Linked DNA regions of Mus musculus: region 1 is linked to region 2. The links are chromatin loops, found by intact Hi-C in ENCODE. Cell type or tissue: left cerebral cortex. All regions are shown on one strand. Links, peaks and the distances in the headings refer to the core of each region. The heading gives the core; the rest is flanking DNA. Region 1 overlaps Slc28a2b (solute carrier family 28 member 2b). Region 2 overlaps Slc28a2 (solute carrier family 28 (sodium-coupled nucleoside transporter), member 2).

Region 1 (15,580 bases), core at 3,842-11,841, 59 kb after region 2:
TCATTAATCTAATCCTGATTTGATTTTGGTACCTGGTATCTGTCTAGAAATTTGTCCACTTTATTCAGGTTTTCCAGTTTTGTTGAGTATAGGCTTTTTTAGTAGGAGCTGATAATGTTTTGGATTTCCTCATGTTCTGTTGTTATGTCTCCCTTTTCATTTCTGATTTTGTTAATTAGGATCCTTTCCCTGTGCCCTCTAGTGGGTCTGGCTAAGGGTTTATCTATCTTGTTGATTTTCTCAAAGAACCAGTTCCTGGTTTGGTTGATTCTTTGTATAGTTTTTTTTGTTTCCACTTGGTTGATTTCAGCTCTAAGTTTGATTATTTCCTGCAGTCTACTCCTCTTGGGTGAATTTACTTCCTTTTGTTCTAGAGCTTTTAGGTGTGTTGTCAAGTTGCTAATGTGTTCTCTCTCTAGTTTATTTTTGGAGGCACTCCTAGCTATGAGTTTTCCTCTTAGAAATGCTTTTATTGTGCCCCATAAGTTTGTGTATGTTGTGGCTTCATTTTCATTAATCTCCAAAAAGTCCTCAATTTCTTTATTCCTTCCTTGACCAAGGTATCATTGAGAAGAGTGTTGTTCAGTTTCCACATGAATGTTGGCTTTCTATTATTTATTTTGTTATTGAAGATCAGCCTTAGTCCATGGTGGTCTGATAGGATGCATGGGACAATTTCAATATTTTTGTATATGTTGAGGCTTGTTTTGTGACCAATTATGTGGTCAATTTTGGAGAAGGTCCCATGAGGTGCTGAGAAGAAGGTATATCCTTTTGTTTTAGGATAAAATGCTCTGTAGATATCTGTTAAGTCCATTTGTTTCATAACTTCTGTTAGTTTCACTGTGTTCCTGTTTAGTTTATGTTTCCACGATCTGTCCATTGGTGAAAGTGTTGTGTTGAAGTCTCCCACTATTATTGTGTGAGGTGCAATGTGTGCTTTGAGCTTTACTAAAGTGTCTTTAATGAATGTGGCTGCCCTTGCATTTGGAACATAGATATTCAGAATTGAGAGTTCCTCTTGGAGGATTTTACCTTTGATGAGTATGAAGTGTCCCTCCTTGTCTTTTTTGATAACTTTGGGTTGGAAGTCAATTTTATTAGATATTAGCATGGCTACTCCAGCTTGTTTCTTCATACCATTTGCTTGGAAAATTGTTCTTCAGTCTTTCATTCTGAGGTAGTGTCTATCTTTTTCTCTGAGATGAGTTTCCTGTAAGCATCAAAATGTTGGGTCCTGATTGGGTAGCCAGTCTGTTAGTCTATGTCTTTTTATTGGGGAGTTGAGTCCATTGATATTAAGAGATATTAAGGAAAAGTTATTGTTGCTTCCTCTTATTTTTGTTGTTAAAGTTGGCATTCTGTTCTTGTGACTGTCTTCTTTTAGGTTTGTTGAGGGATTACCTTCTTGCTTTTTCTAGGACGGGGTTTCCATCCTTGTATTGTTTTTTTTTTTCCTGTTATTATCCTTTGAAGGGCTGGATTTGTGGAAAGATAATGTGTGAATTTGATTTTGCCGTGGAATACTTTGGTTTCTCCATCTATGGTAATTGAGAGTTTGGCTGGGTATAGTAGCCTGGGCTGGCATTTGTGTTCTCTTAGTGTCTGTATAACATCTGTCCAGGCTCTTCTGGCTTTCATAGTCTCTGGTGAAAAATCTGGTGTAATTCTGATAGGCTTGCCTTTATATGTTACTTGACCTTTCTCCCTTACTGCTTTTAATATTCTCTCTTTATTTAGTGCATTTGTTGTTCTGATTATTATGTGTCGGGAGGAATTTCTTTTCTGGTCCAGTCTATTTGGAATTCTGTAGGCTTTTTGTATGTTCATGGGCATCTCTTTCTTTAGGTTTGGGAAGTTTTCTTCTATTATTTTGTTGAAGATATTTGCCGGTCCTTTGAGTTGAAAATCTTCATTCTCATCTACTCCTATTATCCGTAGGTTTGGTCTTCACATTGTGTCCTGGATTTCCTGGATGTTTTGAGTTAGGATCTTTTTGCATTTTCCATTTTCTTTGATTTTTGTGCCGATGTTCTCTATGGAATATTCTGCTCCTGAGTTTCTCTCTTCCATCTCTTGTATTCTGTTGCTGATGCTCACATCTATGGTTCCAGATTTCTTTCCTAGGTTTTCTATCTCCAGCGTTGCCTCACTTTGGGTTTTCTTTATTGTGTCTACTTTCCTTCTTAGGTTTTGGATGGTTTTATTCAATTCCATCACCTGTTTGGTTGTGTTTTCCTGCAATTCTTTAAGGGATTTTTGTGCTTCCTCTTTAATGTCTTCTACCTGTTTAGCAGTGTTCTCCTGTATTTCTTTAAGTGAGTTATTAAAGTCCTTCTTGATGTCCTCTACCCTCATCATGAGATATGCTTTTAAATCCAGGTCTATCTTTTTTGGGTGTGTTTTGGTGCCCTGGACTGGGCAAAGTGGGAGTGCTGGGTTCTGATGATGGTGAGTGGTCTTGGTTTCTGTTAGTAAGATTCTTACGTTTACCTTTTGCCATCTGGTAATCTCTGGAGTTAGTTGTTATAGTTTTCTCTGTTTAGAGATTGTTCCTCTGGTGACTCTGTTACCCTCTATCAGCAGACCTGGGAGACTAGCTCTCTCCTTAGTTTCAGTGGTCAGAGCACTCTCTGCAGCAAGCTCTACTCTTACAGGGAAGGTGCACAGATATCTGGCATTCAGACCTCCCTCCTGGCCAAAGATGATGGCCCAAAACAGGGCCTTTCCCAGAAGCTGTGCTCCTTTGGCCTGTCCCAGAAGCTGTTAGCTTCTGTAGTCCACACTCTCACCTGTGCAGACAACTTTCGGCAGAGTCTCGGAACCAAGATGTTTTCCGCTGATGCTGAGGCAAAGCTCTCCAGGGCTGGGCAGACACCTATCCTCTGGCTGGGAAGGTGGCCGGATGTCTGGAGCCCGAAAAGAGCGATGCCTCAGAAGCTCTGTGGCTCCTGCCATCCCAGAAGCTGTTAGCTTCTGTAGTGCACACTCTCACCTGTGCAGACTACTTTGGTGGAGTCCCGGAACCAAGATGGCTCCCGCCGATCATCTTAACACAATTTATTCACACTTCTATCTGTACCTGCTTATAAGCAGGCAGCTAATCAAAGCAGGATTTAAACCCAGAATTCTGGTGGAGCCCACATTAGACAGATTTTGTGTATCCTGTTAAGACATATTAGAACAATATATCCTTATACCATTTTTCTGTTTGGATCTCTGCCTAGAGCAACCATCTTGTTATACCATCTATCTGGTCAGCTGTCTCCCTTCACATTTTGATTTTTTTCTTTAAAAAGCAATTCTCATAGTCTGCTGTCCATTTTATTTTGATTAATTTTTAAAAGGTTATTCTTCAAGTCTCGTTTCCAATCCTCATTATTTTCTCTCTGCTGCTCAGTTTGATCTGTGAGCAGCTGCATCCTTTGTTCTAGTATCTTTTCTAGCACCTGTCTCTCACCTTCATTTTCATCCTCCTGTCTCTTATTCTGATCTATAATTTCCTTTGTCTTTGATTCTCATGTTTTCTCTAAACCCGTTGCCAAGTCTTAAATTTCTCTTTCTGTTGTTCATGCTGTTCTATAATTTCCTGTATCTTCTGTTCTAAGCCCTGCTTCCATAATCTTAGCTACTCTTTATGTTGTAATTCCAATATTGCACCATCTGCCTGTCTTATTTTGATTTGCTAGCTTCAGTAAAATATCCTCTAGGGTTTGCTTCCAAATTTTATCTCTATCTCCTTACTGTTCATTCTGATCTGTGAGCTGCTACATCCTTTGTTCTAGTGTCTTTTCTAGCTCCTGTCTCCAACTTTCACTCTCCTCTTTCTGATGAAATCCTGAACCTTTAGTTCTAGTGTTTCCACTAGGCTATGTTGCCAAGTCTTAAACTTATCTCTGTTGCTCAGACTCACCTATGAACTTTAAAAGTCTTTATTCTAGCATCTTCTCTAGCTTCTGTCTCCAACCTTCATCCTACTCTTTCTGTCTCTTATTCTGTTCTATAACTTCCTGTGTCTCCAATTCTAGTGGTTCTAGAATTACTTGTAATATCTTTTCCAAGGCAAAGTATATTTTTTATCTAGGGCCCTGTCTTTTGAGAAGACATAGTAAATCGAGAGAATAAATATTGCAATACTGGTAAATGATATAGTGTCTATTTCCTCTAAATATTATCACATAAAGCCAAAAAGATATTTATTGTGTTTCTCATCTTTATCAAAAGGCTGTATCTCCCTCTTTATATCAATGAATTACCTGGTCCAGAGCCCTTTGTACCTTTGTCTCCTGATTCTTTATTCACAGCAGGGGTTGAGGGCAGAAAGAGCCACATCTCTCTGTGTCCCTGTTTGGGGGTAGGAGAGACAGGATGGGGGGGGCAAAGGATATGGGGAAGAGAACACAGAAAGACTCTCACGGGCATAGATGCTTCTATAAGTTCACTGTGTCTGCCCAAATACTACCTTGCAGGCATTTATGTTCCAGGGTCACCTGTTCCTCTCTAGCTCCAAGCTGAGGTGCTGCCCCTGGCCTTAGCTCTCTATCTGGATGTTGGGGGAGTGAGCCTCTCTGTCTCTCTGTAGGCCCCTCAGACTCAAGTCAGTTTCTAATCCATACTGCTGCAGCCTATATCACTGTTCAAGCCCTATTTGGTGGTTGAAGGCTGTGAACTTTTATCTCAGTTTAGTTGAGTTCAAATCAATACATTGGGCACCAATTTGTTGAGGTAATTCTCCAATCCAAATATGCCCTGGCAATGAAAACACAACTCAATTAATAGGTGTACAAGCTGTGTGCCTAGATTGGGCAGATCTACAGCTACACTATCTACATATTCCCCATCTATGAGACTCCTTATAATTTGTGGTTTCTCCAGACCATGCCCTTCTGCTCTACCTTCCTTCCACCTCCTTCTCTCACTCAACTTTCAGCTCCACCTTGCCTTATTCTGCCCAATCACAGGCTCTAGACTTTGGTTTTTTTTTTGCAAATTAAGGTGGGAAAAAGGTTTACTGGGAATCACCTGAGTGCTGATTTATTCCTTGTTTGAAGCCCTTCCCCAGAGAATGTAATTAGCATCAAATTACCAATAGCCCCAGGGCTATCTGCAATAGGATGTCAGTAGGTCAAGGAACCTGGCACAAGGTGTAACTTATGAGGGCATGTCCTGGTGATTGACTTCCACCAGTTGGGTCTCAGCTTCTATAGCTTCCTCCATCTCCTAACATAGGAGTCTTTTTAATTGTGAATGGGTCAGTGGATTAACTCACTAATGAGATCAAAGCCCTCTTCTTACCTCCTTTCTCTTCTTTTTCTTTTCTTTATCATGAGACAAGGTCTCTTGTCCAGGGTGGTCTCAGAACTCTTTATGTAGCCAAGGATGTAGCAAAGGATGACTCTGGACTTCTGATATCCTGCCTCCATCTCTTGAGTGCCAGGATTACACATGCACTACCACACTCAGTTCATGGAGTACTGGGCGGTGAACCCAAGGCCTTGTGCATCCTTGACAAGAGATGTCTGAGCATCAAAGCCATCTCTTTAATATCTTCTTTTGACAGTTCCTGAGTGGACTCCAGGCTCTTACCTATAGCAAGGCAAAATGTAGAGAACACATGGCAACAGGCTTATTAGCCCTAGTCCTGTTTCTGATAGTCTTGGGTCAGCATTGCTGGTGCACTTGGGACTCAGTCTGAAATCCCAAGAGGCCATGACAGATGTGAGAAAATCCATGCTTCTCCTCAGTGAAGTGGTCAGAGCAGATGCTTGCACTTATATCAAGCTATTAGCCAGGTTGCCTCTTCCTGCTCTGTGATTTAGCTCCTTCCCCTCTAGTCCTCCAGAGCCCCTCTACCTGCTTTTGTCTTTACAGCCCCTTAGGGCAGTGGCTATCAACCTTCTTAATGCTGTGACCTTTTAATGTAGTTCCTCATGCTGTGGTGACCCCCAACCAGAAAATGGTTTTGTTGCTACTTCTTAACTTTCATTTTGCTATTGTTATGAATCAAAATGAAAATATCTGATGTGCAGGATATCTCATATGTGACAGACACCACTAAAGGAGTCAAGATCTACAGATTGATCTGTTTTAGTGTCTGCAGGTATATGTGTACCACATGCATGCCTGGTGACCACTGTGTTCAGAAGAGGGGAGTAAATCCTTGGGACTGGGGCTACAGGTGGTTGGTAAGCCACCATGTAGGTGATGGGAATTGAACCTGAGTTCTCTACAAGAACAGGTGTTTTAGCAGCTGAGCCAATCCTCCAATTCCCAACCTTAAAATCATGATTTCCTGCCTCCACTTCTTAAAGTTTGCACTACATGAATGGCTTGTTTTTTATTTTGGGAAGCTGGGGGTTGGACCCAGGGTCTTGTATATTGTAGCCAAATTTTCTGCTAACCTACATCTCCAGCCACCAGTCTATGTAGTAAAGGCTGTAAGTTCACAAATAACATATTTGATATTAAAAATTTTTGGAGTGGTTAGAAATAAATAGCAATCCACATGAGCCAACACATCATTTTTTTTCTTTCTGTTTTGAGTATTTGGATTAGTCACTAGAAGCACCTTCAAGGATTAATCTATATATCACATTTTATTGATATGTCTGTATGAGAAATGAGAGTTATATGTTTGTATTCTCAGATTAGACACTAATTTATGTAAATTGGGGGTTAGAAGGTAGGGAACTACCAGATCATTCTCAAGGTTCCTCTCTGTGTAATGAATAAGCCCTTGTTTTATCTCATCAAACTTCCGACTAAGGGAGTTCTCTGTTGCTCTTCTCCTGAGTTTGTGACACAGCTATGGTATTCCTCCTCCAGGGTGTTGCCAGGAGCCTCTGTAGTTAGCCAGATCTTGTGGCTGGTTCTCGACACAGCTCAAAGGCCAGAGCAGCTGATCTCCTTTGCAGGAATCTGTATGTTCATCCTCATCCTCTTTGCCTGCTCCAAACACCACAGTGCGGTGAGTTTGAGGGATTTAGGTTGGACATAGAAACACACAGCAGGGGCTATGTAGAGATTGTAAAGTGCCCATGTCAGGTACTCATCATAAAGACAGACCTAAGCAATACCTCCCGGAATCTTCTCCTGACAGCTCTATTCCTATGAAAACCTTGAAAACTTTTAAAGATCTGTGGCTTCTTGATTGTCACTATGGTAATTATGGTTTCTAGTCAGTGCTAAAAATAAATAGAATATAAAGAGGGAAAGAAAAAATAGAGTATGGCAGAGAATCAGGTGACACTGAGCAAAAATGATGCTTGTGAATGTTATTTGTATGTGTGTGAAATAACTATCATGTAACTTATTTTAAACAATATGGACCCACCCCAGCATGGCTTTGGAGGGGACAGAGTGACATGGTTCCTGACCCTGGGACAGGGCCTGGGTGTGAGCCTCCATGAGTGTCAATGGCTACTGTGGGCATAAAGCTTGTTTGTGTAATAATGTACATATTTTCTGGAACCAGTTCTAGCAGTGAAGGACTCTTTCCTTCTAAGGTATGTCCTTGCTGTTAACTTTAGTGACTCCATGATGGTTAGAAACAGCAGGAGTCCAGGAGTCTAGGGTATAACTATATTTCAGTAAAATTGTGAATAATGAGACCTTTAGGGTAGCCTTTTAGACTATGGGAAAAGACTCTAAATACATGCGTTTGAAAATATATAATTTTTCAACTATGCAAATAATAAGGATGCAAAGTGAATTATATGAGGGGCTTCATGAATCTAAAGCAACAAAAGCAGCTGCACTGTGAGACAACTTGTTAGAAAATCACTAAAGAAAGAGAAAGAGATTTAGGGAGTGGTGATCTCAAGAGAGCCCAACCAGCTAAATTTTTTGTTTATGCTTACAAGGGCAGATAGATTCCTGAGTTCAGGGTCAGCCTAGGACTGAGCAAGGTTAGACCCAGGCATAGTGAAAGTATTAATTTCAGGGCAGGGTCCCACCCGACTACCTTATTGTCTATGTTTTACAAAGGCAGACAGATCTCTGAATTCCTTTGCAATGTTAAGAAAATGTATGCTTGCTCTCTCCTAAGAATCAAAGGGCTGGAGTCAAAGGACGCCAATTCATAAGATAATTGAAAGAAAACCTGGAATATATAACTCAATTGATATGTAAATAAAAAACTGGGCTTGTGGTCTGCATGAGATGAGCTAGCAGAAAGCTATAGCAGTTCTTTAGAATTTTCTCTAGAGAGAGTTATGCTGTCTGGAGATGTCTGGAGAGCAAAAACAGCCCTTCAAAAATTTTTTTCTAATAAGATTTCAGCTTGGCTAGAAGATTCAAGAATTTTTTTATAGCAGCTTTTCTGACTTTGGTCAGAAAACCCATGAGCAATCCAGAGAACTTTTAGAATTTTTACTAATAGAGAGAACTGTCTCAATTAGAGTTTTTAGAATTAGCAAAAAAAAAGCTGTCTAAAGCACAGTAGAGCACACACACACACACACACACACACACACACACACACACACACACACACACACACACCAGTCAGGAAAACCACCTCAGCAGAACCTAGGCCACCAGCTTGAAGCCAGAATTTGACTTCTTGAGTCCTTTGTTTTCACCACTCCCAGAAACCCCTTCTCTGAGAACCCCTCTCCAGGCTGTGGTTGGTTTTTGGCAGACAGACAATACTTGTGTATTTCCCTTTACCTATCTCCCTATTACCCATGCCATTGCCTTAGGGTACTATTTTTGTGATAGAAAACAATGGTCAAAAGCAACTTAAGGAAGAACTGGTTTATTTGGCTTATGCTTTAGCATCACTGCTTGTGGTGGTATTCGTGGTCCATGGGAAGTGGCACTAATAGAAAGCATGTCTTTATCAGAGGAGATGTAGCTTGGAGGCATGGCATAACCTGAAAATGTAACCAGTCCCAACTTAAATGTTTGCCTTCATAAGAGCTGCCTTGGTCATGGTGTCTCTTTACAGCAGTGAAATCATAACTAAGACACTGTTCATCATTGAATGCAGTCAGAACAGAAATGCAAAAACAGGAGAAACCTGGAGGCAGGAGCAGATGTAGATGCAATGGAGGGATGCTGCTTATTGACTGACTTGCTCAGCCTGCTTTCTTATAGAACCCAGGACCACCAACCAGTCCAGGGATGGAGCCACCTACAATGGTCTAGGTTTCCTCCTTCAATTGCTAATTAAGAAAATGTTATTCAGTCTTGTCTCCAGCTCAATTTTTGGGAAGCATTTCTTAATTGAGGTTCCTTCCCCTTAGATGACTTTAGTGTGTGTCAAGTACACATAAAACTAGCCAGCACAGCTACGTTATCTGAGACTGTTACCACCCTCACTGAGCCCCACTCCCAGCACATGGTTGAATTAGGCAATGGCTGAGCAAGGTTTGTAACTCATGCTGGAATATTTTCTTTTTGGTCCCAGGTATGCTGGAGGACGGTGTTTTGGGGCCTGGGCCTTCAGTTCATCTTTGGGATTTTGGTCATCAGAACTGAACCTGGATTTAATGCATTTCAATGGCTGGGAGATCAGATCCAGGTACAGGGAGTTGAATGTCAGAGTTTTTCTTTACCAGGAACCCCAGAGAAGGTTGATTTGAAGGAAGCACAAAGCTTTGGAACTACACCGTAATGATGGTGTGGCAGAATCTGGTCAGGTAAAGAGAGAGAGTAATGGGGTTCAGGTGAGAATACGGAATCCAGTTGGGTAGAGAGAATAGTGGGGTTCAGGTAGTATATAGGATCTTGTTGTGTAAAGAGAGAGAGAGTGAGTTATGGGGTTCAGGTAGTTTACAGAATCTGGCTGGGTAAATGGGGTTCAGGTGAGAATGTAAGTGTAGAGAAGTGATTTGCTGAGTCTGTCATTTCATGACCAACTTTTGGGACATGGCTCACTGGTGGTCACACGTGAGTCTGATCCCATTTTCCTATGTGGTCCACCTGTCCTAATTCTCGTCGCTTTTCTTCCCACTTCAGATTTTCCTGGCTTATACTGTGGAAGGATCCAGTTTTGTTTTTGGTGATACACTGGTCTACAATGTTTTTGCTTTTCAGGTAATACCTGTTTTGTGGGCAGGAATGACAATGTCAGTGAAGGGCAGGGGAATAGATCTGGGAACAATGTGTGTGTTCACAAGACCAGAAAGCATTTACCAACTTGATCCCGGAGAGGAGTCTACTCTTTCCCCATGATCCTTACCATTATGAAATTGGTTTAAAGTCGGGTGCGGGGAGAGGCTCGGGAAATAGTCTGTGTTTAATGCTGATAGTTTGATAGCCTGCAGTGCATTCTGAGTTTATTCCTAAACTACACTGCATCCAATTCCCTGGTCATTCCCAGAGCTCTGTTTAGAATCCTGCAAGACCTAGCCCACGACACACTGAGCACACACAGTACAATCTCTCACACACTGCCTCTGTTCTTGTTGCAGTCTCTGCCAATCATTATTTTCTTCGGATGTGTGATGTCTATTCTTTACTACCTGGGCCTTGTGCAGTGGGTGATTCAGAAGGTGAGGCATTTGGTTTCCACAAAAGGACCTTCAGCTTGGATCTTTCAGGGGGATGAATGAGTTTATACTTACATGTTGGGGGAGAAAGTAAATACATAGGATATGGAGAATGAGAACCAATTTGAAAAGGCAATCTCTCTGAAGCATCCTGGTATCAAATGATTGCCCTGGCCTGAGATAGACTGGAGGCAGAACATGGTAAGAAGCTCTTTCATACTGGGTTGAATTTGCTTGCTCTAGAAGCCCTAAGGCCAGAGCTCTGGCTAATATGTTTGCAACTTGTTCTATAAGTCCAAGGCACACAATTACTAAAGGTCTCTGTTTCTTACCAGTAAATGGAGTTGGGAAGGGGATAGAGTTTTGCTGGGAATTATACAAATTCCTGATAACGTTGAACATTTAGGTGTCTGAATCCTTTTAGATTGCCTTGTTTCTTCAAAGCAAGATGGGCACCACTGCTCCAGAAACCCTGGCCATGGCAGGAAACATCTTTGTGGGGCTGGTAAGTAACCCAGAGCTTCATGCTTTTCTTTCTTTTGAAAAATAGTTTTATTTATTTATTTATTTTATATGTATGAGTATACTGTCACTCTTTTAGACATGCCAGAAAAGGGCATCAGATCCCATTACAGATGGTTGTGAGCTACCTTGTAGTTGCTGGGAACTGAACTTAGGACCTCTGGAAGAACAGTCAGTGCTCTTAACTGCTGAACCATCTCTGCAGCCCAAACCTTCTGTTTTTCTAATCTCTCAATAACTGAGAACTTGGCAGAAAACTAATTTAGAAAGAGGATTTTCCCTCTTCCATCCCCCGCCTTCTCCCTTCTTTTTTTTTTTTTTTCTAAAACAGGGTCTCATGTAGCCCAGGCTGACCACATATTCACTATGTAGTTGAGGTTGACCTTGAATTTCTGATCTTCCTGCCTCTGTCTCTCAGGTGCAGGGCATATATGCCTGTGTCATCACGCAGCTTCCTAGACTCGTTTTTCAGAGGAAGTACAGAGAAATGGAGACCGTGGGGCATTCAGTCCTTATGAAAGAGTCTTCAGAGGGTCAAGGAGAACTTAGTTCATTTCTTTGACTCTTGATGCCTGATGCACAGTCCAGACATACTATCTAGAAGGTTGTCCTTAGCCAATGATCTGGCTTCTTACACAGGTATATAGGTGAATGTCCTAGTCTAAGCCTTATCCCCCTCAGGAGCTAGGAAGGATGGTTGAGCTACCTTTGGTTTCTTGCCGTGATTCACCGTGATTTTTCTGAGGTCTCTGAGGAGGCAATAGCTTATCTTGCTCAGAACTATCAGGACTCTTCTTCACAGAGCATTTTTCTCAGTGCATCCATCTGTGTGGAAGAGCATGTGTTTGTATGGAATAGATGTCTTTCTCTTTTGCTGTGATCAAATACCGTGGAAAAAAAGGCATATTAAGAGAAAAAGGATTTATTTTTGTCCCAGCCCTCAGGACAGTCAAACAGGGTCTGAGGAGCCACCTGTGGAGAGAATGGGGGGCAATAAACTCAAATCCTGGAAGCAAGTCTGTTTGATCAAGCTGACAAATTTTATTTTACCCAGGCAGGTTTTATACCCATAGAAGTAGGATATGGGGAGGGGAATGATGCAGAATTGCTTTGTTTCTGGAGAAATGCACATATTCTAAAAAGCAGGATATTGGCTAGCTAAAGAGTTCAGCAGGAGGAACAGAACAAAGTGGGTTGCTAGGTACCTGTCCACAAGATCTATAGGATTTGTTCTTAACTGGGGGTAGTATTTTCCTACAGAGGCCTCAATTTTTCCCACAGAAATGTCAACTAAGCTAGTACTTTTCCACTAAGGCCAAGACTTTGTAAGTAAGCACTTGTGGCTGACAAGGCAGTTAACATTCAAACAGGGATGCTCCTAACAATTTTAACTCACAGTTTGAGAGTACAGCCATCCTGTTGGGAATAACTTGATGATAGGAGCTTAAGTCAGCTAAATAATGATGCTTGTGACCAGCAACCAGGACCCAAGCCTAGGGAATGGTCCTACCCACTTTTAGAATGGGCCTTTCTGCTTTAATCTACCTAATTAAAGTAATCTCTCACAGGCTGACCTATCAAGATAACCCCTCACAGGCATTTCTAGAGTCATTTTTTAGGAGATTCTATCAATTATTGATAATCAACATTAACCATTTCAGTGTTAAATCTATGCTATTGACTGGTCAAATTAACACTAGGGACAGTAGTTTTTCAAATGAGTAAGAATTTAACATTGGGGTCTTTTTCTCCCAAAGCCTTGGACTGTCTATCTGCTTTTGATCTGTTTTCAGAGTACTTTTGGATTCTTTTATCATGACCTTACATTTTGCTAAAATTATCTATAATCAGTTGAATTTTGACAGCTAGACTCTAAGTTATCTAAGAGCCAGAGCTTTGCATTTATGTTCTTAGTAGCTAATACATTCTTTTTTATTAGATATTTTTATCATTTACATTTCAAATGCTATCTCCAAAGCCCCCTACACACTCCTCACACCCTGCTCCCCAATCCATCCCCTCCCACTTCCTGGTCCTGGCATTGCCCTCTATTGGGGCATATAATTTTTGCAAGACCAAGGGCCTCTCCTCCCATTGATGGCTGAATAGGTCATCCTCTGCTACATATGCAACTAGAGACACAGCTCTGGGGGTACTGGTTAGTTCATATTGTTGTTCCTCCTATAGGGTTGCAGATCCCTTTAGCTCCTTAGGTACTTTCTCTAGCTCCTTCTTTAGGGGGTCCTGTGTTCCATCCAATAGATGACTGTGAGCATCCGCTTCTGTATTTGCCAGGCACTGGCATAGCCTTAAAACCTAATGCATTCTTTTGCTGACACTCATTAAAGGATAAATGGCCACATAGATTAAATGTAGGTAATTTCCTATATTGAATCTTCCTAATAAAAATTTACAGACATTTCATTTCATTTAAATTGTATTTTATTCTCTCTCTCTCTCTCTCTCTGTCTCTCTGTCTCTCTCTCTCTCTCTCTGTGTGTGTGTGTGTGTGTGTGTGTGTGTGTGTGTGTGTGTGTGTGTGTGTGTGTATGTGTTTTCATGTGAATGTGTGGTATAAGTACTCATGTATTATGGCTCTCATAGGTCAGAGGACAACTTGTGGTTGTCTGTTTTTTCTTTCCTTCTGTCTACCAATGTGGTTATTGTATACTGATCTCAGGTCTTCAGCCTGAACGTTCTTGCTGGCTTGACATTATTTTCTTTATTATTTCATGAAGCATTAGCTTAGGTAAGCCATTTTTCAGTTCATTTAATACTTGCTTTGTACACATCTAGTGTGTGGTCAGCAAGTAGATTTTTCTCTACAATTTACTCACTAAGTGCATGGATATAGGCAGGGTAAACAAAATAAATGAACACCTGTTGTCTATAGTAATATATAACATGATAGAGAAACAGGGAAAAACAAGCCACAAGGAGACAATTGAGGAGGCTTTTGTCCACTGGCTGGAAGGGTATGTATCTGATGGGTCCATTCTCTGTCTGGGATAAGCATTTTGACATGGTGAGTAATACCCTCTTGGTTTGTGACTATTTTTCTTTGTTTTTAGACAGAAGTACCTCTGCTCATCCGTCCCTACCTTGCAGACATGACCATCTCTGAAATCCATGCAGTCATGACTGGAGGCTTTGCTACCATAGCAGGCACAATGTTGGGAGCCTTCATATCCTTTGGGGTGAGGCACAGTCAACATAATTGCTCATGGTGCACTCATGTTGAGCCCCATAGTGGTGCTAATCCCCATCTGGCTTTACAGATTGATGCATCATCCTTGATTTCTGCCTCAGTGATGGCTGCCCCTTGTGCACTTGCCCTGTCCAAACTGGTATATCCAGAAGTCAAAGAGTCCAAGTTCAAGAGCAAGGAGGGACTGAAGCTGCCTCGAGGGTGAGCTGGGGACAGTTCAGGAGATGGTAAGGTATGCTACCTGAGGAAGCCCAGGGTACTAGAGACTTCCAGCTTCCCCAAAGGAAGAAGGTCTGTCACTCCATGTCCCCTTTTGCTACCCTGCTTCCAGCTAATCATTTTTAGTCTTTGTTTTGTTTGAACTTAACCTTCCCACCTGGCATTAGTGGGATATTATACAAATATTCTATGTCCTTGGCATCAGACTTTCATGCAATAATATCTGAATCACTTCAGAGTAATCTACACTATTATAATTACTGAGGATTCCCAGCACCCCTCAAAATGGCTGGCTGCCCATTTCTTCCATTTTATGGTCTATAGAGCTGCTCCTCTCTGAGGAGCTGAGATTACTGTAGATAGCATATTTTTTCTCTGTGCCCAATAACCACAGGGAAGAGAGGAATATCCTGGAAGCTGCAAGCAATGGAGCCACAGAAGCCATAAGCCTTGTTGCTAATGTTGCAGCCAACCTGATTGCCTTTCTGGCTGTATTGGCCTTCGTCAATGCTACCCTCTCCTGGCTGGGGGAAATGGTGGATTTCCGTGGACTCAGTTTCCAGGTAAAGTCTTATATGTGTTGGGCATGTTTCCCTGACCCTCAGTAAGCTGAAAGCCTGAGGAGGAGAAGAGGGTAGGGGAAGGAGAGGCAGCTAGGTGTCTGGAGCAGCTCCTGGTGCCTGACCTCTGTTGTCTCTTCTTCTTTCCCTTCTTTCCCTGTCCCTCAGGTCATCTGCTCCTATATCCTAAGGCCCATGGCTTTCATGATGGCTGTACAGTGGACAGACTGCCTTCTGGTGATTGAGATAGTGGGAGTCAAATTCTTCATAAATGAATTTGTGGCCTACCAGCAACTGATTCAGTACAAGAACAAACGTCTCTCTGGAGTAGAAGAGTGGATCAATGGCGAGAAACAGTGGATTTCTGTAAGTGACAATCCAGCGAATTACAGAGCGAGAGGTTTGGGCCAGGCATATCTAAGGGAAGGTACAACAAGCCACATAAACATTGTGGGACTGCAAATGTTTCTCAGTGTCCCAGCCTATGCATGAGACAAGCAGAAGCATATTTGGCAGGACCCAAGCTCCTGCTCCAGGTCTCTGTGTTAGTTCTCTCCTGAATTCTGACCCAACTT
Region 2 (15,580 bases), core at 3,028-11,027:
TCACTGGAAGCACCTTCATCCTTCATGGATGAGTCTGTACATCACATTTTATTGATATGTCTGTATGAGAAACGAGAAGTTATGTGGTTTGTATCCTCAGATCAGACACTTATTTATGTAAATTGGGAGGGGGAAGCAGATGCTAGGGTGCTACCAGATGATTCTCAAGGTCCATCTCTGTCTAACGAGGAATAAGCTCTTGCATTATCTCAGGGATTCTCTGACTAGGAGCTTCTCTGCTGTTCATCACCTGAGTTGGTGACAGAGTGTTGTCATTCCTCCTCCAGGGTGTTCGTAGGACTCTCTGTTGTTGGCCTCATCCTCTGGCTGGCTCTCGACACAGCTCAAAGACCAGAGCAGCTGATCTCCTTTGCAGGAATCTGTATGTTCATCCTCATCCTCTTTGCCTGCTCCAAACACCACAGTGCGGTGAGTTGGGGGGGGGATTTAGCTTGGGCATAGAAACACACAGCAAGGGCTATGTGATTGTAAAGTGTCCGTGCCAGGTACTCATGATAAAGACAGAGATAACCAATATTTTCTGGAATCTTCCTCTGACAGGTTTATTCCTATGCGAGTTTGAAAGCTTTTAGAGACATTTGGTCTGTTAATTGTTACTGTGGTATATATGAATCTAGTCAGCATTAAAGAAAAATAAAATCAAATAGGAAGAAAGGAAGGAAGAAAGGAAGAAAGAAAGAAAAAGAAAGAATGGAAGAAATAAAAAGGAAGAAAGAAAGGAAGGCAGGCAGGAAGGAAGAAAACAGATCATGTCAGAGAATCATATGGCATTGTGCAGGATTGATGTTTGCATACGCTATTTGCATGTATGTGTCTTTACTGTAATCTAACTTATTTTAAAAATCAGTATGGATATATTTGCCTATTTACAATATCATCATACTTTTTCTTACCCTTCTTCCTGTTCCCTGTGCTATTTTTGTGGTGGAACTCCATGGCTGAGAGCGACTTGGAGAGTAAAGGGTTTTATTTGTCTTATGCTTTCCCATCACTGTTCATCATCAGAGGAAGTCAGAACAGGAACTCAAACAGGGCGGGATCCTGAAGGCAGGAGCGGATGCAGATGCAATGGAGGGGTGCTGCTGACTGTCTTGCTCAACATGGCTTGATCACGTGCTTTCTCATAGAACCCAGGACTGCCAGCCCAGGGGTGGCATCACTCACAATAGACTAGGCCCTCTTCCATCTAATTAAGAATGCCATACAGTCTTGTTTCCAGCTCAATCTTATGGAGGCATTTCTCAATTGAGATTACTTCTCCTTAGATGACTTTAGTGTGTGTCAAGTTGACATAAAACTAGCCAGCACAGCTATGTTATCTGAGACTGTTACCACCCTCACTGAGCCCCACTCCCAGCACATGGTTGAATTAGGCAATGGCTGAGCAAGGTTTGTAACTCATGCTGGAATATTTTCTTTTTGGTCCCAGGTGTGCTGGAGGACGGTGTTTTGGGGCCTGGGCCTTCAGTTCATCTTTGGAATTTTGGTCATCAGAACTGAACCTGGATTTAATGCATTTCAATGGCTGGGAGATCAGATCCAGGTACAGGGAGTTGAATGTCAGAGTTTTTCTTTACCAGGAACCCCAGAGAAGGTTGATTTTAGGGAAGCAGAGGGCTTTGGAACTACACCGTAATGATGGTGTGGCAGAATCTGGTCAGGTAAAGAGAGAGAGTAATGGGGTTCAGGTGAGAATACAGAATCTAGTTGGGTAGAGAGAATAGTGGGGCTCAGGTAGTATAAAAATGTGGTCGGGTAAAGCGAGAGAGTAATGGGGTTCAGGTGAGAATACGGAATCCAGTTGGGTAGAGAGAATAGTGGGGTTCAGGTAGTATACAGAATGTGGTCGGGTAAAGAAAGAGAGTAATGGGGTTCAGGTGACAATGTAAGTGTAGAGAAGTGATTTGCTGAGTCTGTCATTTCGTGACCAACTTTTGGGACATGGCTCACAGGTGGTCACACCTGAGTCCAATCCCATCTTTCTCTGTGGCCCGCCTGTCCTAACTCTTGTCCCTTTTCTTCCCACTTCAGATTTTCTTGGCTTATACTGTGGAAGGATCCAGTTTTGTTTTTGGTGATACACTGGTCCAAAATGTTTTTGCTTTTCAGGTAAAACTTGTTTTGTGGGCAGGAATGACAATGCCAGTGAAGGACAGGGGAATAGAGATGGGAACAATGTGTGTGTTCACAAGACCAGAAAGCATTTACCAACTTGATCCTGGAGAGGAGTCTACTCTTTCCCCATGATCCTTACCATTATGAAATTGGTTTAAAGTTGGGTGCGGGGAGAGGCTCAGGAAATAGTCTGTGTTTAATGCTGATAGTTTGATAGCCTGCAGTGCATTCTGAGTTTATTCCTAAACTACACTGCATCCAATTCCCTGGTCATTCCCAGAGCTCTGTTTAGAAGCCTGCAAGACCTAGCTCACGACACACTGAGCACACACAGTACAATCTCTCACACGCTGCCTCCGTTCTTGTTGCAGTCTCTGCCAATCATTATTTTCTTCGGATGTGTGATGTCTATTCTTTACTACCTGGGCCTTGTGCAGTGGGTGATTCAGAAGGTGAGGCATTTGGTTTCCACAAAAGGACCTTCAGCTTGGATCTTTCAGGGGGAATGAATGAGTTTATACTTACACATTGGGGGAGAAAGTAAATACATAGGATATGGAGAATGAGAACCAATTTGAAAAGGCAATCTCTCTGAAGCATCCTGGTATCAAATGATTGCCCAGGCCTGAGATAGGCTGGAGGCAGAACATGGTAAGAAGCTCTTTCATACTGGGTTGAATTTGCTTGTTCTAGAAGCCCCAAGGCCTGAGCTCTGGCTAATATGTTTGCAACTTGTTCTGTTACTCTGGGCCACACTATTTCTCCAGGCTTCAGTTTCTTTAACACTAAATGGAATAGCAGGGAGGGGTTTTGTTGGACACTATTCAAGACTCCTGCTAATGTTGAAGATTTATGTGTCTGGTTTCTTGTAGGTTGCCTGGTTCCTGCAAATTACCATGGGTACCACTGCTGCAGAGACCCTGGCCGTGGCAGGAAACATCTTTGTGGGGATGGTAAGTACCCTGGAGCCTTCTGTTTTTCTAATCTCTCAAGAACTGAGAGCTTGGCAGAGAACAAATTTGGAAAGAGGATTTTCCCTCTCCTGTCCCTCCCAACCTCCTTCCTTCCTGTTTTTCTAAGACAGGGTCTCATGTAGTCCAGGCTGACATCATACTCACTATGTAGTTGAGGTTGAACTTGAATTCTTGATTTTCCTGCTTCCCCCCGTCTCAAGTGCTGAACATATACACATGTGTCATCACATGGCTTGAAAAGCTCATTTTTCTTATGGAAGTCAGATAAATGGAGACCATGGGGCAGTCAGTCTTTATGAAAGAATCCTCAGAGGGTCAAGGAGAACTCGATGCCTAATGCACAGTCCAGACACACTATCCAGCTTCTTATATAGGGGAATGTCCTAGTCTAAGCCTTATCCCCTCAGGAGCTGGGAAGGATGGTTGAGCTACCTCTGGTTTCTTGCTGTGATTCACCGTGATTTTTCTGAGGTCTCTGAGGAGGCAATGGCTTGTCTTGCTCAGAACTGTCAGGACTCTTCTTCACACAGCATCTTTCTCAGTGTATCCATCTGTGTGGAAGAGCATGTGTTTGTGTGCAATAGATGTCTTTCTCTTTGCTGTGATTAAATACCTTGGAAAAAAAAGGTGTATTAAGAGAAAAAGGATTCATTTTGACTCACGGCTTGAGAGTACAGCCACCCTATTGGGAAGAGCTTGGTGACAGGAGCTTAAGGCCACTGGTGCTTGTGCCCAGCACCCAGGACCCAAGCCTAGGAAATGTCCTAACCACTTTTAGAATGGGTCTTTCTGCTTTAATCTAATTAAAATAATCTCTCACAGGCTGACCTATCAAGATAACCCCTCACAGGCATTCCTAGAGTCATTTTGAGGAGATTCTATCAATTATTGATAATCAACATTAACCATTTCAGTGTTAAATCTATGCTATTGACTGGTCAAATCAACATTAGGGACAATAGTTTTTCAAATGAGTAAGAAGTTAACAATTGGGGTCTTTTTCTCCCAAAGCCTTGGGCTGTTTATCTGCTTTTGATCTGTTTTCACAGTACTTTTGGATTCTTTTATCATGACCTTACATTTTGCTAAAATTATCTATAATCAGTTGAACTTTTCCAGCTAGACCTAATCATCTAAGAGCAGGGCCCTTGCCTTAGTGCTCTACTAAGCTAATCCATCGTTTTGCTGACACTCATTAAAGGATACATGACCTAATAGATTAAGGCTAGGTCATTTCCTCCTTGAATCTTCCTAATTAATAAAAATTACAGACATTTCATTAAAAAATTATATTTTGTTTAATGACTCTTCCTCTCTCATCTCTCCTCTCTTCTCTGTCTCTCTCTCTGTCTCTCTCTCTGTCTCTCTCTCTCTCTGTCTCTCTCTCTCTCTCTCTTTCGTATGTGTGTAAGTAGTCATGTATCATGGCTCTCATATGGAGGTCAGAGGACAACTTGTGGATGCCGGGTTTTTCTTTCCTTATGGGTTCTAGATATTGATATCAGGTCTCCAGGCTGAACTTTGTTGTTGGCTTGACATTATTTTCTTATTATTTCATACAGCATTAGCTTAGATAAGCTATTTTCAGTTCCTTTAATACATGCTCTGTAGACATCTAGTGTGTGGTCAGCAATGGAACTGTACTCTATAATTTACTCACTAAGCTCATGGACTTAGACACCGAAAACAAAGTAAATGAACACCAGTTGTCTACAGTATTCTATAATATGCTAGAGGAACACGTGAAAACAGGACCTCATGGAGATGGTTGGGCAGGTTTTTGTCCACTGACTGGAAGGGCATGTATCTGATAGGTCCATTCTCTATCTGGGATAAGCACTTTGACTTGGGGAGTGATACCCTCTTGGTGTGTGACTATTTTTCTTTGTTTTTAGACAGAGGCGCCTCTGCTCATCCGTCCCTACCTTGCAGACATGACCATCTCTGAAATCCATGCAGTCATGACTGGAGGCTTTGCTACCATAGCAGGCACAGTGTTGGGAGCCTTCATATCCTTTGGGGTGAGGCACAGTCAACATAATTGCTCATGGTGCACTCATGTTGAGGCCCCACAGTGGTGCTAATCCCCATCTGGCTTTACAGATTGATGCATCATCCTTGATTTCTGCCTCAGTGATGGCTGCCCCTTGTGCACTTGCCTTGTCCAAACTGGTATATCCAGAAGTCGAAGAGTCCAAGTTCAAGAGCAAGGAGGGACTGAAGCTGCCTCGAGGGTGAGCTGGGGACAGTTCAGGAGATGATAAGGTGTGCTACCTGAGGAAGCCCAGGGTGCTAGAGACTTCCAGCTTCCCCAAAGGAAGAAGGTCTGTCACTCCATGTCCCCTTTTGCTACCCTGCTTCCAGCTAATCATTTTCAGTCTTTGTTTTGTTTCGACTTAACCTTCCCACCTGGCATTAGTGGGATATTATACAAATATTCTATGTCCTTGGCATCAGACTTTCATGCAATAATATCTGAATCACTTCAGAGTAATCTCCACTATTATAATTACTGAGGATTCCCAGCACCCCTCAAAATGGCTGGCTACCCATTTCTTCCATTTTAGGGTCTATAGAGCTGCTCCTCTCTGAGGAGCTGAGATTACTGTAGATAGCATATTCTTTCTCTGTGCCCAATAACCACAGGGAAGAGAGGAATATCCTGGAAGCTGCAAGCAATGGAGCCACAGATGCCATAAGCCTTGTTGCTAATGTTGCAGCCAACCTGATTGCCTTTCTGGCTGTATTGGCCTTCATCAATGCTACCCTCTCTTGGCTGGGGGAAATGGTGGATATCCATGGACTCAGTTTCCAGGTAAAGTCTTATATGTGTTGGGCATGTTTTCCTGACTCTCAGTAAACTGAAAGCCTGAGGAGGAGAAGGAGGTAGAGGAAGGAGAGGCGGCTAAGTGTCTGGAGCAGCTCCTGGTGCCTGACTTCTGTTGTCTACTCTTCCTTTCCCTTCTTTCTCAGGTCATCTGCTCCTATGTCCTAAGGCCCATGGTTTTCATGATGGGTGTACAGTGGGCAGACTGCCCACTGGTGGCTGAGATAGTGGGAGTCAAGTTCTTCATAAATGAATTTGTGGCCTACCAGCAACTGTCTCAGTACAAGAACAAACGTCTCTCTGGAGTAGAAGAGTGGATCAATGGCGAGAAACAGTGGATTTCTGTAAGTGACAATCCAGCGAATTACAGAGCGAGAGGTTTGGGCCAGGCATATCTAAGGGAAGGTACAGCATGCCACATAAACATTGTGGGACTGCAAATGTTTCTCAGTGTCCCAGCCTATGCATGAGACAAGCAGAAGCACGTTTGTCAGGACCCAAGCTCCTGCTCCAGGTCTCTGTGTTAGTTCTCTCCTGAAATCTGACCCAACTTTGATCTATGAGATAATTGTTGCTTCCTTACACTAGGACAGTCCAAAGAACATACCTTCTCCTGGATGTCCTGATGACCCTTTATCTACACATTCAAACCTCTATGAAACAATTTTTCTCTCTTAGCATCTCTAGGTCATTTTCTCTGTATCTTTAATAAGAACCCTACTGGGCAAGGAGTCTGGTGGTATTACCATATCATGACAATGGTTGTAAGACAGGGGCTGGTTGTTTTCTGAGTATCTTTTGTGTATTCTTTAGAATACTGTAAGAAAGATTTGGTGTGCCTTGGAACTTCTAACATGGTTCTGAGACCCACCAGGACTAAATTTATCTACTTGTTTTCTCTGCTCTAGGTGAAAGCTGAAATCATTACAACATTTTCCCTCTGTGGATTTGCCAATCTTAGTTCCATAGGAATCACACTGGGAGGCTTGAGTGAGTTGTTCAATTCCCCCAGGTCCTCAACATGCCAGGCAGATCCAGCCTTTGCTCACTGCACAGCTGAGGCTAGATAGAGAATCTGGAGTGAAGTGGACCTCGCAGGCCACATGTAGCTCAGAGCTAATGCAGTCAGCTCACTATGGTATATCCTTTACAACCAATGCTTCATCTGCCTGCTCTCCTTTCTGCCAAGGCACAAACAGGTTTTATTTTTAGTTTCCTATAAGGAAGAAGCTATGAACATTATATTTCTATCTTGCTGTTAAACTGCCAAAAGTTCTTTCTGAAATTAATCTTCCCAACAGTTTTTTCTTTTATAAGAGTGATATTTGCACAGGAATTTTAAAAAGCCAAAGGAAAACAGGAGACAAAGCAGATAAGTGGAGTCAGTGAGCATCATATCTTGCTGGGCAAAAGCTGAGAGTCCGGTAGTACAGAGAAGCCATTAGTACGTGAAGCAGAGGTGTTCAGGGTGCTGACTGTGAGTGATGGTTGCAGGAATACCAGGAGAGGGGTGGTGGTCTTGGAGGATGATCTGTGTGTGGGTGTGCATGTGTGCGTGCGTGTGTGTGTGTGTGTGTGTGTGCGTGCGTGCGTGCGTGCGTGCGTGCGTGTGTGTGTGTGTGTGTGTGTGTGTGTGTGTGTATGTGGTGGATCTGTAGGTGTGTTTGTGTGTCTCTCTGTGTGTATGTGTGTCTCAGAATTCCGAGCTGAGCACTTGGAAAAACAAAGTTACAAAGTCTAAGAAGAAATATAGGAAAAGAGTGTGTTAAAACGCCACTTCTGGCAATAATATCTGGGGTAGATTCACTAAATTTATGTCCCTGATAGCTAAGGAAGCAGTTTCTTTTGGTCCTTTTCCTCTCTGTAAAATACTCATCCACACTGCTGTATGTCTGCCAGGTGTTAGCTGTGACTCTGGACTGAGGTGAGATGGATGCTCTCCTGTCCAGTCCTTTGGCTCAAATTCTACATGTAATTCCTGAAACAGTTTCTTTTTGGTCCTTTTCCTCTCTATAAAATACTCATCCACACTGCTGTATGTCTGCCACATGTTAGCTGTGACTCTGGGCTGAAGTGAGATGGATGCTGTCCTGTCCAGTCCTTTGGCTCAAATTCTCCATGTAATTCCACTCTGGACTTACTGGTGTAGACCTCAACTGGCTGACACAGGCATCTGTGCCTATGGGAGCAGCTCAGAGTCCTGCTTGATTGAGATTTATCTTGAATGCATTCCAGAACCACTGAGGTGAGGGTCAGACATACAATCCTTGATCCAGGAGAAGTCTGACTTATGTGTCAAGACTAATGTATGTATGTATGCACCTCTTAAGGAAGCTTTAGCAGGCTTAGGTGGTTGGTCGAAGAACACTAGTCTTCTGACCTGGTTTTTTCATTCTTCTAATGGGGACTGATGGGCTACACCTCCTTGCTGTGTGAGGAAGACATCAATTGCTTTCTCTTGTTGTCTACAGCATCCATGATACCCCAGAGGAAGAGTGACTTGTGCAAGATTGTGGTCAGGGCCCTCTTCACAGGTGCCTGTGTTTCCTTTATCAGTGCCTGCATGGCAGGTAGGTGCCTAAGTATTGTCTCTGGCAGAGACTACAGGATCTCTCTCAGAATGTTTATTTAACTAACCATCTACCCCACAGACACCTAATCTACGGTGTTACCAACTCCCATCCAAGCAAAACAGAACGTTGGAGTGCATGTGTCAAATCTGTCTCTTTAAATAACTATTATCTTCTCCATGCAGGAATCCTCTATGTTCCCAGAGGCGCTGAAACTGACTGTGTCTCATTCCTAAACACAAATTTCACCAATAGAACCTATGAGACATATGTGTGCTGCAGAGAGCTTTTCCAGAGGTAGGCAAACACCAGGGTTTCTGTTCCCCCCCTAGCATATCCTCTTATATGAAGGGAACTTCTGGATGTTGGGAGATGGAGGTCTTGAGTACAGAGTCTTGGAAGCTGTGTGGAGTGTATGAGACACAACATGGATGCTTGTGATTGATAGTCTGGACTCTTTTCTCTTAGTAGGTTTTATCTTCATTATTAGTCCTACTGTGTGTGGCAGGTTCCATTTATTGGTGTTGTATAGCAGAAGGGAAAGAAGTTTGGTCTCTTGGTTAAGAAGTTCCTGTGTTTATTGTGACTGAAATGTATGGAGTAGACAATGATGATTTTACAGTCGTCTAAAACTCAGATTTTTTTTCCAGATAGAAATAAAGCAGACCAGGAGAAGACAGATTTTAAATTGAAAAGATAAACTTGAATTCAGATAGTGTGAAGGTTACCTTGTTTACTATATTCTAGAATATGAAAGGAACCTATCACTGAGCCCAAGGAATGAGTTTTGGGACACATAGAAGGAATGAGGAAGTAGAATATTTGATGTGGTAAAAGCCAAAAAGGTGCATGCTGGTAGTAGCCTGCAGGTGAGTGGGGAGAGCTCTAGGAAGCAAGACTGAACCGTTATAGAAAGGCCTTGCATGAACACCTCGAGGAGTCCAATTTTGACCTGCAGGATTCTGGACCCCAGCATGGTGAGCTGTGCTTTATGGAAGGGTGTTTGGTAACAAGGAGAGCAAACGCATCACTGTAACAGTCTTAGCAAGAGAGTAAGACACTTAACAGATACAGGCACCACAGAAGGGAGAGTCGATAGGAGTGACCCTCAACTTCATAGAAGAAAGGCCCAGGGTGAAGAGGGGAAAGAATGGTCTTTTCTGACTTGGGTCTGTGTGTCCATCACAAGGAGGAACAAGAAATAGGAGAGAAGGCTAAAGGCATGGCCTCTTCTGGTTCTGGATATGTTATTTTGGAGGTACCTGAGTGACTGGCATATAAAGTGAGTCACAAGTCAACTGGAGTCTGAGGCTCAGGAGAGAGGTCAGATCTGGAGCCTGATTAGGAGGCAATGTGTATGTCCTTGATGTGTCCCTGTTCTTAATCAGATGTTAGCTGTAGAACAGGTTAAGAAACAAAGTAAAAGTAAGTGAATTGCAAATTTCATTTATTGTTAAAGCAGAATTTATAAAGTGGCTAGATTGTTTGTCTGGTGGAGTTCTAATGTGTATATTCTCAGTGGATTTTCTAAAGACATATTCTAAGAATGGTTGGCATCTAGAAGCCCAGAGAAATATTTTCAGGGGCTCAAATACCATATAAATCCACTCACAAGTCAGCTGGAGTCTGGCTTAAGTAGCTGTTCAGATGCAGCTCTTGCAGGTGGACTAACAGGCTGCTGTCCTGGAGGGCCTGAGTTCTATTTCCCCATGCACACTGAGGGCTTCCAACCACCTACATCTCCAGCTCCAGAGGGTCCCATGCTTAAGTCCTCTGCAGGCACCTGCCCTCACATGCACACACCCACACCTGCACATGGAATTAGAATATGAGAAAAATAACAGCTGGATTTGTCTTTCTTTCTGTCTGTCTGTCTATATGTAATGATAATAAAAAAGTGGATATTAACTTGAGAGTAGAGGATAATATGGGAGGGATTCAAGAGAGGATAAATGGGAGGGGCTGGAGGGAGGAACATGATGGAGAGAAGTGATATAATTCTGTTTCAGTTTGAATAGAATGAAAATCAAAAATTGAGAAAAAGAGAAATAACTTTGTCTAATTAATTTGTAGCAATAAAGTATAAACAGTATTTCTTTCTCAAAAGGAAAGTGGCCCTAGTTATCAGCTTTTTTTTTTTTATTAAATTAAATTCTGGATCATGTATAAGGTCTAATTTTTTTCTCAACTGTTTGGAAATGCCAGACATTTGTAACTGACCTGAGGTTAGGAGCTGGGCTCTGGGCAGACAATGGTCAGGGTTCTGTTCTAGCGTCGACTAAAGCGTGAGAAGCCAAGTTCGTTCAGTTGGATCTCATGTCCTGGTTATGACAACAGATCTATGCACAGTAGGTTTGTTCTCAGTTATTTGGAAAACTTGTCGATTGTTTTGCCTTGTTTGTGTCTGACCCCTGTGCATCTGGTTTTATCATTTCAGTACTTCGCTGAATGGCACCAACATGCCTTCTTTCTCAGGCCCCTGGCAAGACAATGTGTCCAGCCTCAGGAATCTTGCTAGCTGCTGTGACCTCTATACCAGCACTGTGTGTGCATGAGGCTGGTGGGCCGCTCCAAGACAGTTCTCATAGAACAGATTCATATTACCAAATACATTTTCATGTACTTCCTATTCTCTGAGAACCCCACTAAACTCCACAAAGTGAAATTTCTGAGCTCACTATAGCTCTGTATAAAAATCAGCCCTTACCTTTCCAGCGGCATGACATGAAATTCCGGTTACCAGACATGAAATTCATTATAGACCCTCTTGAGCCAAAGTATGGTGGGCATGTAACTGAGGAGAAAATATGTGTGTGGTGAGGGCTAAGATCCAGGTTCAACCCCGGGCCTGGCCCAGAGTGGGGAGAGTGGGGAAATCAAAGTAGATGCTTAGTTTTAACTTGGGAATGGTGGCAAACCCCGTGGTCTCTTACCTGTAGGCTCACAGCTAAGGGGATTACCTCAGATTCAAGGCAAGCCTGGCCCAAACATGACATGTCCTAGTGTAGGAGTGGATGTGAGGGGAGATATTTTTAAAGTTATATTGAAACATGTGTGAATTTAAAGACACACATTCTTTTTGTATTGCCAAAGACTTATAAACACAAGAGCTTCTTTTATTTTCATAAAGAAATAAAAATGATTCCTGTAATAAAGTGTTGTTTTATTTATTTATTTATTTATTTATTTATTTATTTATTTATTTATTTATTTATTTATTTATTTGAGGCAAGGTTTCTCTGTGTAGCCCTGGCTGTCCTGGAACTCACTCTGTAGACCAGGCTGGTCTCGAAATCAGAAATCTGCCTGCCTCTGCCTCTCAAGTGCTGTGATTAAAGGCCTGCACCACCACTGCCTGGATATAAAGCATTTTTTAAAAAGTAAGCATTTTTAAAATTGTGCGTGTGAGTACAGGTGCCAGAGGAACCCTGAGATGGGAGCCACCTGGACCTGGAAGTATAGGTGGTCCTGAGACACCCAATATGCATGCTGGGGACTACACTCCTGTCTGCTGCAGGAACAGTATACCCTTAACCACTGAACCTTCTTGTAAGCCCCAATACATAAAATCCTAAGGAATATCCATAATTTACCAGGCTCTTATTTTGATTTGGTATTCTCATTCAGTGCCAGTTACCTGCAGTTCAGGTTTATCTAGAATCCTTTAAAATAGTTTTGGACCATCTATAAGAATTACCCTACAAAAAGCTGGCCAGATAGCCTGAGTTAGACCCCGGGAGGATTTCTCTCAACAGAAATGGGTAAGGGGCACACATACAAGGGCTACTTAACTCTGTAACTCCAGCACCCTCACTACAGCACTCACACCAGGGCTATTTAACTGTCTCTCCAGCACCTCACTATTCTTGGCTTCAGCTCCTCAGTAAGGGGCCAAGTGTGGGTGACATATGACTTGAATCTCTGTGAGCATGAGGTCAGATTGGTCTACAGGGTGAGCTTCAGGACAGCCTGGGCTACAGAGAGAGACCTTGTCTCAACAAATCAGAAGGAAAAACAAATAAAAATGCAAGAGACTCTGCTGGATTTATGATCTGGTGCTGGTGCCATTCTAAAGAACCCAGGAACAGCCCAGTGGAGGGGGTGGCAGAGGCAGTGCCATAGACAGCAATGCTTCCACGGAGCTACCCAGAGCAGTCACAGATCACAGAGAGGCTGGGTGTCCAAAACATCTAGGAATGATTGGGTCATCATCAATAGGTTAGAGGGTAACCTTTCTGTCCAAGTATGCAGGCATGAATCAGCAATCAGAGGCTTGCTGTGTCAGAAATCAGGTCTGTACTGCCACCTTTTGGAATCTGGAGATTGGCCTCAAGTCTTAAACCTGTGTGCTAGCACCTATACCCATTAGTCTATGTTGTCAACCCAAGATTGTTTTTCTCATCACTGTACACTGTGTCATGCCACCTACCCATGAGCGTGATCATTCAGTCACCATACACAACTACTGAGTTTCCTTAAAAATCCCTACCTTCCTGGTAAGTGACCCTTCAAGGTCCCTACCCTCTCAAGTGAAAATAACTACAGCTTCATAGAAGGCTTGCTGTGGAAGATGCAGTATCTCCTCTCTAGCATCATCACTGTGACACAGAGATGCATAGCGAGTGTTGGCTCTCATTTCTCCTGCCTTCATTTGATTCCATATCTCCTGTCCTAAGTTTAGCAGTGCTAGAATGTGGATGTTTGTACCCCACTTCACTCATGTATTGAGACCCTGTCCAGGAAGTGTTAGTATTAGAGGTGAGAACTTAGAGTGTGTTTAGGTCATGTGGGTGGAGCTCTCATGAATGGGATCCATGCAATGATTGAAGAATCAGAAAACACTTTGTCCTTCTGCCTGTTGGTGAGTGATGGGCCTGTATATGGAATCGGGTCCTTAAACACCAACCTCTGCTGCTCTGATCTGGGATTTCTCAGCCTTCAGATTTGTGAGGAATACATTTCTATTGTTTAAGTGCCCTTTTGATTTAAGGTATTTTGTTTCTAATAGATCAGGCAAATGAAGGCGAATACTTTTTGCATACGTCTACCATAGACATATTTTACTTTCTCCAGGGGTACCTGGCACCCTGCCCCACATATGCCTAACTCCTCTCCTACCTAGTCTCAGAAGGGCGGGATTAGAGGATGGGTCCATTTGGGCTGGAGTTTGCTGAGGGTTACAGACTAGAAGTCCTTGCTCTGGTTAAGATACAAGTCTAAAGTTCAGAATTGATGGAGCCATATACTGTCTTAAATAATGATGGTAAGCCAAGGAGCAGGGGTAACCAGGTCATCAAATGGCTCCAGTGGGAATACTAGTTCCTTGGAATGACCTGTCCTGGGGATGAGAGGTTGGCCACCAAGGGTGAAGTTGAGGAAGCATTTCAAGAAGAAGTAGCAATTTCCAGGATTGCACGCAGTGCAATTTATCCGAGAGATACCTATGGACAGACACACATACTGACTGATAGTGGGACAGGAGTGTTAATGCACCTCAATCAGAAGCAAGGGTTTAAGTGAGACAAAGGTAGACAACAGCAAACAAGAATGTGCCCGTCCGTTCTCAGAGAGGATTCTTGTGTCAGTCAAGTAATAGGGTAGGGGCTAGCAACATGGCTCAGTGTGTATCAGTGCTCGTTACATTTTTTTTTTTTTTTTTTGGTTTTTCGAGACAGGGTTTCTCTGTATAGCCCTGGCTATCCTGGAACTCACTTTGTAGACCAGGCTGGCCTCGAACTCAGAAATCCACCTGCCTCTGCCTCCCGAGTGCTGGGATTAAAGGCGTGCGCCACCACGCCCGGCAATAAGTTTTTTGTTTTTTGTTTTATTATATGTAAGTACACTGTAGCTGTCCTCAGACACTCCAGAAGAGGGAGTCAGATCTCGTTATGGATGGTTGTGAGCCACCATGTGGTTGCTGGGATTTGAACTCCTGACCTTCGGAAGAGCAGTCGGGTGCTCTTACCCACTGAGCCATCTCACCAGCCCAATTTTTTTTTAAGAGTAAATTTTTGTCTCTATCTCAAGGTTGGCCTCTGTGGCAGTCATTGCCAGATTAGCCATGACTGTAAGAATTTTCCCCACGTGTTTGGAGAACGAAACAAAACAAAATACAGCAAAATGTAAAACAAGTTAAAACAAGTTAAGTTTGCCTATTCATGTCAGATAGTCTATGGATGAATAGGTGGTGTTCAAAACCCTCAGAGACCTACGGAAGATGTCATTAAAGGATGTTTTATTATTTTAAGGATTTTTGGGTATGAGACATGTCACCTCCATACATCACCTCCACTTCTACCTCAGAGAAGATGATGAACATCAGAGACTCCTTATGTTTGCTTCAAATCGGGCAGGCTGCCAGGAGGCAAAATTGTTCCTTGATTCAACCACTGACAAAATGCTGTCCACCATGGACAAACATGGACAAAAAATGGACAAAATGAAGGAAATATCCTTCATTCAATGAGGAATTCAAATCTGAGTCATGTTGCCATGGAAAGCTAATCTTTGCCTTGTGTTTATGAAGTACTCAGCTCCGTAGACATGTTTACCTCTCTTGAGGGAACAGCAGCTCCTGACAAGAAGAAATAGGATTTCAGCCAAAATCTCAGGTCTCTATGCTCATTAAAAAATGCTTCAGCTGGACATGGTGGCACACGCCTTTAATCCCAGCACTCGGGAGGCAGAGGCAGAGGCAGGCAGATTTCTGAGTTCGAAGCCAGCTTGGTCTACAAAGTGAGTTCCAGGACAGCCAGGGCTACACAGAGAAACCCTGTCTCAAAAAAACCAAAAAAAAAAAAAAAAAAAAAAAAAAAAAAAAAAAAAAAAAAAAAAAAAAAAAAACCAAAACACACACACAAAAAAACCAAACCAAAAAACAAAACAAAACAAAACAAAACAAAAAAAAGAGTAGATTCAATAATCTACCTCTTTCCCCTATTATTTCTATATTATTCCTATCTCTTCCTTTCTTTCTCTTCAACCCTTTTTTCCCTCCATAAGAAAGAAGTGATAGAGAAAAGAAAAGGAAACAGAGAAGTCCCTGAGTCTAATTTTCTATACCTTGTTTTCTC

The links. Hi-C counts contacts between places; a loop is a spot of excess contacts. Peaks named below come from ENCODE experiments on the same cell type or tissue, not always from the same donor. Only the 100,000 strongest peaks of a DNase experiment are listed, where the experiment ranks them.
Region 1: it touches region 2 in a loop (1.8-fold over the local background); 13 of 42 quality-filtered maps call a loop at or near these places.

The regions. Positions count from the first base shown.
Region 1 is chr2:122,507,542-122,523,121 of GRCm38, forward strand. It overlaps Slc28a2b (solute carrier family 28 member 2b), which reads left to right. Exons shown (of 18, transcript NM_001085518.1): 6 at 6,826-6,967; 7 at 9,413-9,526; 8 at 9,964-10,041; 9 at 10,419-10,499; 10 at 10,921-11,001; 11 at 14,090-14,215; 12 at 14,297-14,427; 13 at 14,840-15,008; 14 at 15,174-15,371. Among named protein-coding and RNA genes, the nearest start is that of Slc28a2b, 30 kb to the left of the region's middle. In left cerebral cortex, for the core only: no CTCF peak of the experiment used is centred there; no DNase peak of the experiment used is centred there.
Region 2 is chr2:122,449,476-122,465,055 of GRCm38, forward strand. Slc28a2 (solute carrier family 28 (sodium-coupled nucleoside transporter), member 2) reads left to right here. Exons shown (of 20, transcript NM_172980.4): 8 at 288-429; 9 at 1,451-1,564; 10 at 2,053-2,130; 11 at 2,508-2,588; 12 at 3,009-3,089; 13 at 5,006-5,131; 14 at 5,214-5,344; 15 at 5,757-5,925; 16 at 6,084-6,281; 17 at 6,846-6,927; 18 at 8,409-8,507; 19 at 8,693-8,804; 20 at 10,945-11,658. The coding sequence ends at 11,062. Among named protein-coding and RNA genes, the nearest start is that of Slc28a2b, 28 kb to the right of the region's middle. In left cerebral cortex, for the core only: no CTCF peak of the experiment used is centred there; a DNase peak (open chromatin) is centred at 7,084.